Regions from separate parts of the Homo sapiens genome. Here region 2 is linked to region 1. A link is a loop called in an ENCODE intact Hi-C map of the cell type or tissue named here. Cell type or tissue: sigmoid colon. All regions are shown on one strand. Links, peaks and the distances in the headings refer to the core of each region. The heading gives the core; the rest is flanking DNA.

What was found. Peaks named below come from ENCODE experiments on the same cell type or tissue, not always from the same donor. Only the 100,000 strongest peaks of a DNase experiment are listed, where the experiment ranks them.
Region 2: a loop joins it to region 1, with 12 times the contacts of the local background. A loop is called at or near these places in 3 of 110 quality-filtered maps.

Annotation. Positions count from the first base shown.
Region 1 is chr4:107,898,554-107,903,934 of GRCh38, reverse strand. SGMS2 (sphingomyelin synthase 2) reads right to left here. Exons shown (of 7, transcript NM_001375905.1): 4 at 4,243-4,360; 5 at 549-702. The region is part of intron 1 of CYP2U1-AS1 (CYP2U1 and SGMS2 antisense RNA 1); the gene reads left to right. LOC107986298 (a long non-coding RNA gene) reads left to right here. Exons shown (of 2, transcript XR_001741784.2): 2 at 1-224. Among named protein-coding and RNA genes, the nearest start is that of CYP2U1, 30 kb to the left of the region's middle. In sigmoid colon, for the core only: a CTCF peak has its summit at 2,058; no DNase peak of the experiment used is centred there.
Region 2 is chr4:107,994,798-108,000,178 of GRCh38, reverse strand. All of the region lies in intron 1 of HADH (hydroxyacyl-CoA dehydrogenase), which reads right to left. Among named protein-coding and RNA genes, the nearest start is that of HADH, 7.6 kb to the right of the region's middle. In sigmoid colon, for the core only: no CTCF peak of the experiment used is centred there; DNase peaks (open chromatin) are centred at 2,638 and 3,038; H3K27ac peaks cover 802 bases.

The DNA of each region.
Region 1 (5,381 bases), core at 109-5,108:
TTGGCAAAATGGTCCATGAAGACTCCTATGAAAGCACAGAAAGTGCTAGATGATGATGAAATTAGAATAAAGTGGGACTTGGAAATGTTTTAAAAAGGGGAACACATTAACCGAATTATTTGGAATGCTAGAATGGAAGTGTCCTACAAATAATTCAAAGGTCATTACATCTGTCTTTAGAATGTACCAATCCTTTTTGCAATAAAATTAACAATTAATTCCAATATTAAGATAGCTTTTCATACCTTAAGAAGTACTAACCAAGAAGGGAGATGTTTTAGAGGCATGTTAAATGCTAGAGAGAAGCCAGGGCCAGGTTTTAAGCCTTCAGGGTTCAAATCACATATGACTAGTTGAAATTTTATATTTTATATATATACAGACACACACGCACACACACACATTCACATTCACATACATATATACACACACATCCGTCTCTTTCACAGCTTATCAATCCCAAGAGAATAAGGGCTCCTATCAATTTCAGGGCCCAGGGATCCCTCCCACTACAGCTATCAGTTCAGTGGGAATGGGCTATTACTTACATTCTTTGATGAACAAATAAGTCAGTGTCAGCGTAACCGTGTGACCGCTGAAGAGGAAGTCTCCACATAAGATATGTGATCCAGTTATGGACAATCCACCACCAGAAATCAATCGTAGAATCCGTTGAACTTTTGCCTGAGAGTCTCCATTGAGCTGAATGACACAAGAAGATTAAGAAGGGAATTTACAAGTGGCTAAAATCATGTTTCAGTCTAATTGTGTGACTCTTAGAAAGGACACCAGGTTGTGATTTTTTTTTTCTTTTTAACCTAGAAAGTCAAAAAGAATCCAAGGAGAAGCTCCTCAAACTGGGTTTTATTCATTTATTGGCAAGCTTTATTGACGTTTTAAATTATTCAATATGTTACTAATAATATGTCTTGGTGGTGGTGTGTCCTTGGGCAAAGCTTTTAAAAATATTAATAACCAATGACTTCACCACAGCTACGTGCTAAAAAGCAGATCAAAGCTACTTTCTTTTTGCAGGGGGAAGTGAGGGTTTTGAATGGTTAATATTTGATTCAGCTGCATACCACATTACCAATATTCTCTGCAGTGTATTGGTATCTTGTATTAGGTGGGCAGCCTAAAGTGGACAGATATATAGCTGCATTAATGTCTGATCAAAACATTTACAATTAAGAAGAGGAGTTGCAACTCATTAAATAATTTAAATAGGTTTGAAAATGATGGATTAGGGATGTACTGGCAGCTTTAAAAATGAGTAGCTTTGATTAGGAAAAACATCCCCTAAAGAAATAGCCTGTGTGCTACGGCAGGAGGCTGGGAGAGCTCCTCTGGACAAGGTGCAGCAGCCCTGCAAAGCCACTGTGATGACAGTGAGAAACAACGCTGGGCTAGGCCAGGGGCCAGAGAGGTTTGTACCCCATTACAATTTAATCATACTGGAAGGAGTTGGTCCAAACTGTAGGCATAGAAAATTGGAATACTGAATTATTGAGGGGCTAGATAGGGTGGGGGATTCAGATCAGATAAGTATAAAGCAAATTGAGAAAATCAAAGAACAATGCTCAGAAAAAAAAATCATGTAATAGAATACATGGAAGAGAAATACAGAAAGACCTTTTTTTTTTTTGAGACAGGGTCTTGCTCTTTCACCCAGACTGGAGTGCAATGGGTGGCACATTAGGTACAGGAGAGACCAACTTGGCTGCTGCCAAAAAGGAAAGCTTATCATCTACACTGTTTCTTCCATTAAGAAGGTAAGTATCTGAGGTCAGGAGTTCAAGATCAATCTGACCAATATGGAGAAACCCTGTCTCTACTAAAAAAAAAAAAGGAAAAAACAAAATTAGCCAGGTATGGTGGCACATGCCTGTAATCCCAGCTACTTGGGAGGCTGAGGCAGGAGAATCACTTGAACCTGGGAGGTGGAGGTTGCGGTGAGCCAAGATTGCGCCATTGCACTCTAGCCTGGGCAATAAGAGCAAAACTCATCTCAGAAAAAAAAAAAAAAGAAGAAGAAGGAGGTAAGTGTTTGGCCACCTATGGCCAAGATGAGGGATAGCTCGCCCTAGAAAGCTTTCTCAGGGAAGGGAATGTTGCTCTCCCAGCCAAACATTCTTGTATGTGGAAAAATAGGTTTGCAAAGCTAAATCATTTCACATAATCCTTTTATAATAATGGGGCCAACACTTATGTAAACACACTTTGAAGAACACAGATTGTCTGACTGTAAATCAAAACTTGGGTTGGAGGTTGAAGCAAATTATAAGCAAAAAATTAAAAGTGAACCATAGGATACATAAGGGAGCAGGCAACTGGAAAACTAGGAAAGCAAAGCTTTCACTGTGTTGGCTCTTGTAAGCATGTCTGGTGAGTTACAAGTTGTACAGGCATCAATTACTATAACAGATATGACACTTTTCCATAGTGAGTGGCTTCCACATACAAAGTTCTGCCATGCTTATACTCATGAAGGACATTCCTATAGAGTCAGCAACACAGGAGACAAGATTTTGTAATAGCTTTGTAACCATAAAAATCTAAGCAGCACCCAAAGCCAGCAGATGAACCAAATTTAGAACACAACTCTGATGCCTGTTCTGTAAAAGCACCTCACCTCTAGTCAAACTAAGTGATTTGTGTTTGTTTTACTGAACCATGATTCAGGCATATATGGCTTGCTTATGCTTCAGGAAGGGGTCCCGACAAGTGAACCTGGGAGATGATTAGTAAGGATGTTACTAGAGGTTCCACTATGACTATTTGTAGCTTGGCTATCCAACGGCACTGATGTGGCTTCCAAAGATTGCAACTCTTCCACAGAGGACAATCTTTAATTTACTTTCTTTCTGTAATCATAGCAATTCATCCTGCAAACCTCATCCGTTACTAAGATGGGTTTGCCTTCTTTTCTGTGGCCATTTCTCCATTTAACACATTGCAATAGCCCCTTAGAAGTGTTTATTACACTTCTGAACTTCTCCCACGCCTTAAATTAGCTTCACTAAAATCGGCCAGTGTTTAAATTCAATATGCACAGTTTTAATTACAGATATTTTCTGCTTTGATGGCTTTGGAAAAGTATAGCTTCTCCAAACCACACCTATATTTGGTGAGGGAGACTGTGGACGTCTTCAGAGAAGCTTGATTTTTCTTTCACCTCAGACATCTGCTTAGTGTTCAGTAAAATATGATGTTAGACTTCATTCCTTTGTCCAGAAAGCACATGATTTGTAATTTTCCATTTTGTAAACCAGGGTGCACTGAAGTCCGAGATGATTAACAGCTCTCTCAAGAACTCGCTCTTCCTGGATAAACTGTAATTCCTTCTTAGGATGGTTTCAGAAGACATCCTCACACACTATCTCAGTCAAAGGCCACTCTCTCTTTCCAGCTGCTAAAGAACCTTGGGGTCATCCTTGACTTCTTTCTGTCAAACCCATATCCAACTTATTAGCATATCCTATATCCCGAACTGAACAACTTCTCATTATTTCCACTGCTACCACTAAGGCTAAAGTTCCTATACTAGGCTGCAAGACCCTATGTGATCTGTGGTCTGCACACCCCAACCCTTCACAACTCCACTCTGAGACACCGGCCTCCCTACTCTTCCTTTAACCCACTGTGAATAAGCAATGTTTTAGCCTGCAGCTCTCATGCCGTCCACATGGCTCACTTCCTTGTCTTGGTTCCTGCCCAAATGCCTCGTTATTAAAGAAGGCTTTCCTGACCTCTATATCAAATAGAACCCTCAAGCACCCTTTCACCTTACTCAGCTTTGCTGTTCTGCTTGTGACAATCACCTGACAATCACCTGACTTATCAGCATGTGACAAATTATGAATTTGTTTATAATTTGTCATCCCTCAATAGAATATAAGCTCCAGAAGAGGGACATTGTTTGGGTTACTACAATCCCTGGTACATAAGCTTAATGCCTGTAGAATGAAAGCATTAATGAATAAGTAAATGAGAAGGTAAAAAAGCAGAGTCAAACCCCCAATGGTAATTTTCAGTTAACAGAAAATACATTTTTTTAGCACAAAAGGTATATATTTTATAAATACATTTTAATTTCTTCCCCTCAAATCTAAATAGAAAATAGAAAAGATGCTAGATTTCAGCTAACACATAGGGAAGTGTCTAGAAGAATGTATAATACAGGGTAAGTGATCAATAACTGTTTGCCTGATTTCTTCTAAGTGGCAGTTTGGAGGTACTGACCTTTGGAGCACACTGGAAATGCATTCCAGGCACAGGTAGAGTAGTAACATACATTGTAATGCAGCGATACAGGTATAAAGTTCCAATAATAAAACAGAATCTGCGTCCCACTATTGACCTAAAAGAAAAAATAGGGATGGGGAAAAACAAGTTTACTGGTTGGTTTTACTCCTAATGAAAAATAAAACAATGTTTAACAGGATAAAGAATAATCAGTACAGAATGGCATTAACAAACAAACCACAGTTTCACAGAGTTTAAAGGCTTACTTTTGAGTTGCCCATCCCTACAGTTTCATGGAGAGATTTGCACCACAGTTTTCAGAAATGAAGATTCACATACTGCAATAAATCTAGGTGGTTTGGCTTCCAAAGGATGTGTGTGTGTGGGGTGGGGGAACTAAAGTAGACGAAGAGTCTACATAGTCACCTCTCCTCAAAAGCACTCTTTGCCAGAGAATGAACCTGTCTGTATTTTCAGTCAACTCACTGCATTAAAACCCTTTCTTGAGAACATATGAAAGGAATAAGCAAGCCACAGTAACAGAGGAATTAACTAATGAGCCAAGGTGACATTACATAATTAGACACATAGGGAAATGTGACAACACATTTAGCCCACGGTATATAAGCAGGGTTTATTTGAGGACCATCTGAAGGTATTTTGACAATACGGGCATGAACTATTTTCTCTATGACTAGATTTTCAAAAAACTCTATCTTGAAAATGTCCAAAGTGTTCTCATACAGTTAATTACATTTAATAGTGAATGTGTAAGCTGATTATTTCATTCAATCTTGATCAAAAAAAGGATAAAAAAATCCCACAAGTCATTTTTCACTTTATATTTTTGTGAGAAGAACGTTGTCCTAACATCAGCCCCTGTGCTTCATGACCTGAGTCCTCAGCCTGAGGCAGGCTTCCCAGTGGATGACGGAGGATCCTGTCTTCAAAAGGGAAGGGCTCTGCCACTGTACCATTGCCTCATGGGTATCTGAATGGGCATCATGGGTCTGAATGTCTTTAGTCCAGCTGAACAGGACAGCTCCTTTTCTGTTGTATAGTTAGGTCTGTCAGCTCTGGGCTCTGGGGATTAAGAGATGAGTGGGACTCCACATAAAGCCCCTAGACTTGCTAGG
Region 2 (5,381 bases), core at 206-5,205, 96 kb before region 1:
CAACTTTAGATGATGAAATCAAGATAGTACGGAGAGACCTTTCAAAAGTGCTGTTGCATCATCCACTTCAGGTTGTCAAGCTGCTGTTACCACAAATCCCAATATAGGGTGCTTAGGAACACTCCTATCTACAGGCCAATGAGAATTTCCAGTAAATACAAATTTCACAAACATACAGGCAGTACAATGTATACATATATCTTTTAACATAAGCTTTTTTAATGTCCCTTTTTCCTTAGCATAAGATATATATACACACTATATGTCATATCACATCTTAAGTATTTAAAAACCATACTTTAAGGTAAGGTATGTAAACTATTATAACTTTCATCTGTTTCAGATCAAATCCCAGATATGACAGGTAGGCTGTCTGTGCCTTCATTACAATTAGTTGTTCATACCTGTATTTCTTCCACTAGACAGTAGGTTTCTCAAGAGCAGCAATCACATCTTACTTTTTACCTGGCCTGATGTCTAGCACAAGGGAGATATTTCATACTCATGAAATGAACACTTGAATGACAGAGCTATTTTTTCATAAGTCTCAATTTGTAAATTATTTTAGAAATAAGTTCTCAAGAAGTCATGACTGGTTTTGTTGCTAGAAACCTTTATGATAAACTTTGTGTAAGCATCAAGTTACTTTAAAATTATGAGAAGTCACGTTATTAGTTTGAAAAGGATAGTAAGGAAAAAAAAGGAGCTAATAGCCAGAGTCTAGTCAATTACCAAGTGGAAAAAATGCCACTAAAGTCTCTCTCTGTTATTTTGGTGAGCAGATTAACTGCTTTCTAGTACTGGTGGTTGTGACGCTAGGTAAAAGGGGAAATGTAGGGCAGTTGCTATGCGTTGCCCAATGCAAGATCAATATTCTTTAAGTGGTATCCAGCCCTGTGATTTCAAAATGGATGTGTGCTTAATTCACTCCAACATGTGAATGTGTCTTATACCTTTCATCCAAGAGGCTGTAAGGCTAGAGGCATGCCAACCCTGTGTCTGTGCCTGTCTGTGAGGGGCACATGTGTGAATCAGGTCAGAGATGGCCACAGACACATAAGCTCACTGCTCTCCAACACAGGTTTCTTCTCTATCACAGAAGGGAAACTAACACACCTAGCTTCTCAACTACTTTAAGAGATTGGCGAAAGCATTTATTGTTCAGGCTTATTAGCTACAGATAATCAGGATCATCAATTTTGAGAGGAGGAAGACAACCCAGAGATCATTCAGTGTGGCGGCTCTCAAATGTTTTAGCCATGAACACCTTTTTCCATAAGAATGCATATTGAAGACCAATATGTACAACAAAGGTCAGAGAAGGAATCTTTACCAACCTTTCGGGAACCATGAAGGAGATTCATGAAATCTCTAATGTCCATCACAGTATAATGTTAAAAACCTCTGATCTCATACCCATTAGGATGGCTATTACTAAGAAAAAAAAACAAAAAAACAAAAAGAACACAACTATTGCCTCATGCATGACAGTCTTAACACCACCACAAGGCCAGTAGCTCCCTACATCTGCCTCTCAACTCCAGCCCTTCTCTTGGCCTCACCTTCTCCCCAACTTCACCTATTAACTAAGCCTAAAAATCAGCCGGGCGCGGTAGCTCACACTTGCAATCCCAGGACTTTGGGAGGCTAAGGCGGGCAGATCATGAGGTCGGGAGTTAGAGACCAGCCTGACCAACATGGTGAAACCCTGTCTCTACTAAAAATACAAAAATTAGCCAGGCATGGTGGTGCACGCCTGCAATGCCAGCTCCTCAGGAGGCTGAGGCAGAAGAATTGCTTGAACCTGGGAGGTGGACACTGCAGTGAGCCAAGATCACGCCTCTGCACTCTAGCCTGGGTGATAGAGAGAGACTCTGTCTCAAAACAAAACAAAACAATCATTTCCAGTTAGTAAGCCTACTCCCCAAGATCCTCTCAGCCCTAAGCTAGATGTCCCCCATATGCCCTGTAACATCCCTGCATCTGTGTACCACAGCACCTACCAAACTGTGTTATAGTAATCTGAACTCCTCTACTGTAGGCTCCTGACCAAATGTCATTCATCTTTGTACACTGAGAACCTAGACCCTGCCTGGCTGTGGCTGGCCCTCAGGGAATGTTGACTGAATAAAGACATTTGTTGGTAAAGTCAAGATGAGACCTGGTGGCTCTTTCCACTGCTGTAGCTGATGGCCTCTCCTGATAACGTAACCTCTTATTTAGAAAATAACTACAGAGAAACAAGTACAATTCATTCTCCTGAGTAATTCAGTAACACCCAAGTTACCGCCAACTTTCTGGGATGGAGAAGGCAGTGGAGAAATGAACTGCAAAAAAAGAAAGGCCTTCTTCTTCTCCTTTCATAGACATCTGTTATTTTTACAACAAATGAGGAGGACTCTTCCTGGCAGTTTGAGTGACCACAATTTAAATCAATCCATTGAGAACTCATGTTTTATATTACAGTGACCTACATGCTGGTAAGACCTTGAGGACAAGCAGTCTGCAATGGAAAAAAAAATATTTGAAGGCTATGTCCTCAGCTCCATGACTTTTCTAGGCCTGGTGGAAGGCAGGCTCAGCCAGAGAGGAAATATTTTTAGACACGGCTGCTTCAGAGTTGTAAAAATAGGCTAAGTGACTAGCACATTTGTCAAAGCCCCAGAGCACTCTGACCACAGGACCAAGTAAACATGCCAAGCAGAAGCACACTGGATTTATTTATCTTTGTAAATGTATCAAGAAGATTTGAAGCAGCTTTCTCCGAAGCACAACTTGAGTGGTGAGTCTATGAGACCTACATCAACTGGTCTGGTGACTGGTCTCCCTCCCATCTCCTCCCTCAACAGTTCCACTGGATGTCCCATGTGCCTAGACATTACAAGGAGGGCCACCGTTTTCATCCTCTCTCTGGAAAATCCCAAAGTTATGCAAACTATCTACCACACATGATTTCTGACTTTCTTCAGATCCCCAGAATAAGTAGACTGAGTCAGAGCTCCCTGAGGCCAACTGTGCTTCAGAGGCTGCAGCGCCTTAACAGCAAGGCCTGCCTTTTACGGTTGTCATGGTTTGATCCAGAGAGGAAAAAAGTCATACATCAGTTGCATCTCTCAGGGCTGGCATTTCTGGGTTTATGATTGTCTCTGGTTGTGTAATGTCTTGAACTCTGCCATCAGCACAAGTTGTCTTCCCTGACTTCAACAATTAGCAAAAGCTGTTCTGTTGAGGATGTCAACCACCACCACCACAACCAGCTGGTTTGTTCTTTTTTTTTTTTTTTTTGAGAAGGAGTCTTGCTCTGTTGGCCAGGCTGCAGTGTAGTGGTGTGATCTTGGCTCACTGCATCCTCCGCCTCCTGGGTTCAAGCAATTCTTCCACCTCAGTCTCCTGAATAGCTGGGACTGCAGGCATGTGTCACCATGCTCAGCTAATTTTTGTATTTTTAGTAGAGACAGGGTTTAACTTTGTTGGCCAGGCTAGTCTCGAACTCCTGACTTCAAGTGATCTGCTCGCCTCAGCCTCCCAAAGTGATGGGATTACAGGCGTAAGCCACCATGCCTGGACTGGTTTTTTTCTTCAAACAGTTAAATTAATTGGACAGACTCCTTTATTAGACTTCGAATTTTACATTTCAAAAAGTATTTCTAAAAGGCAAAGAAAGTGTGCGCCCATTTTTAGACTAGAATTGTGTTACATAGTTTTTTTTTAATTCAGTAAGTGTGTAGGTTTCATAATAACCCAGATAACCTCTCCCAGACTTCTCACCTCCCACAAATTCTGAAAAGGTAAAGGGATAACCAGACATGTCAACAGCATCGTTATATTTAAGAATCCCTGGAAGATGTTGCTATGATGGACACTTTCCGGGTAGAGGAGAGTTATAAATCCAAATGCCTCTCCAGGAAGACTAATATGACAATGTTTGCCATGATGAGTGGGTTTTTTCTTTTAGTTTTTGCTGAAAGGACCAATTAAGAGGCTCCCATGACAATTCAGGTTAACACACCTGGTCTAGGAACTGCAAAGGAGAGGGCAGAGGAAAGAGCTCTCCCATGACCAAAAAGTTACAGAGCCTTTTCTGGTATGGAGACACTGATTGTGATCCCATCTTCAGAGTACATGTGGCTGGAAGAACAACTGCAGCAACAGGAGGGGCAAGCTCTCTGGAAAAAGCTGGAGGGGAAATAATGAATTAGATCTTGGCAGGTGAGTTTGAGTCTACCATGGGCAGAAGGATGGCAGCACAGCACCCTGATGTAGACGACCAGCAGGTAGACTAACTTTGAGTCCAGAGCCAAGGAGACGTCAACCTGGGATGTACTGATTCCAGAGAGCCACAGAGGATCCCCTGCCATGGATGCCACACTTCTCCCCACAATACAGCACTTGCCAGAGGTGCAGGCAGAACTGAATTCAGGCTTGGGGATTTACAGGCAGCAGAACAGAAGAGAACTCAAGTTCTAACCCCAGCTCTGCCTCTGACCATTGACCCCAGGAACCATCTCTGCAGGGGTGATTATTGTAATGGTCACATGAAATTAAATAAATCAAAATTCTTTGAACAGAATAAAGTGTCATATTTTGTAGAGTGGTTTTAGCTCTACAAAAACCAGTAAATGGTACACTATCTTTCTCAACAACCCACATAAATAAGTCTTAACATCTTTAGAATTGCTGGAACTCCCTATATCAAAACTCTTCCGACAGTGAAGACAATCTAAGAGAAATCCTCACTAGATCAGGTCTGATGGGTCTATGTGAAAGCAGCTAATATTTATCAGACAGTTACTATCAAACACACTAATGCTATTCTAGGAGCTTGTATATTAGTTCATTTAACTTTCACAGCTGTCAGGTGAGTCTCATTATTCCCAGGTAAGTAAAGAGGCAGAGAGGAGTTAAGTGATTTGCCCAAGGTTCCTAAAGGCAGGATAGGAAGGCTAGCATCTAAACCCTGGCAGGGACCTCATAGCCTGTACTTTTGAGATTAGAATACCACTACCAGAAATAATAACATCATGAATATAACAGGGGGAGCCACAGAGAACATCCACATTATCTTCCTGTGGTCCCAGGAGAACTAGAGAGTGAGGTGTGTGTGCCTACCACAGATAAGAGAGAAGGGAGAGGGGAAGAAAGAAGAAACTCAAGCAAGGGGCAAGTGATTAAAGCTGGAGGCAGAACATGGCAGGAAAATGCCAAAACCTGACTGACTGAAGTGCCATTTCTGCTCTAAAAAATGTCCAAACATATCCCATAGCATTATTTTCTGTTGCCTGTGAGCCCTACCTCTTCTACCCTCTAGGAATGACAGTATCTCCAACCTCACCCAGAGTCCAATAACTAATATGCTAATAGAGGGTGGTTCTACATCCCAG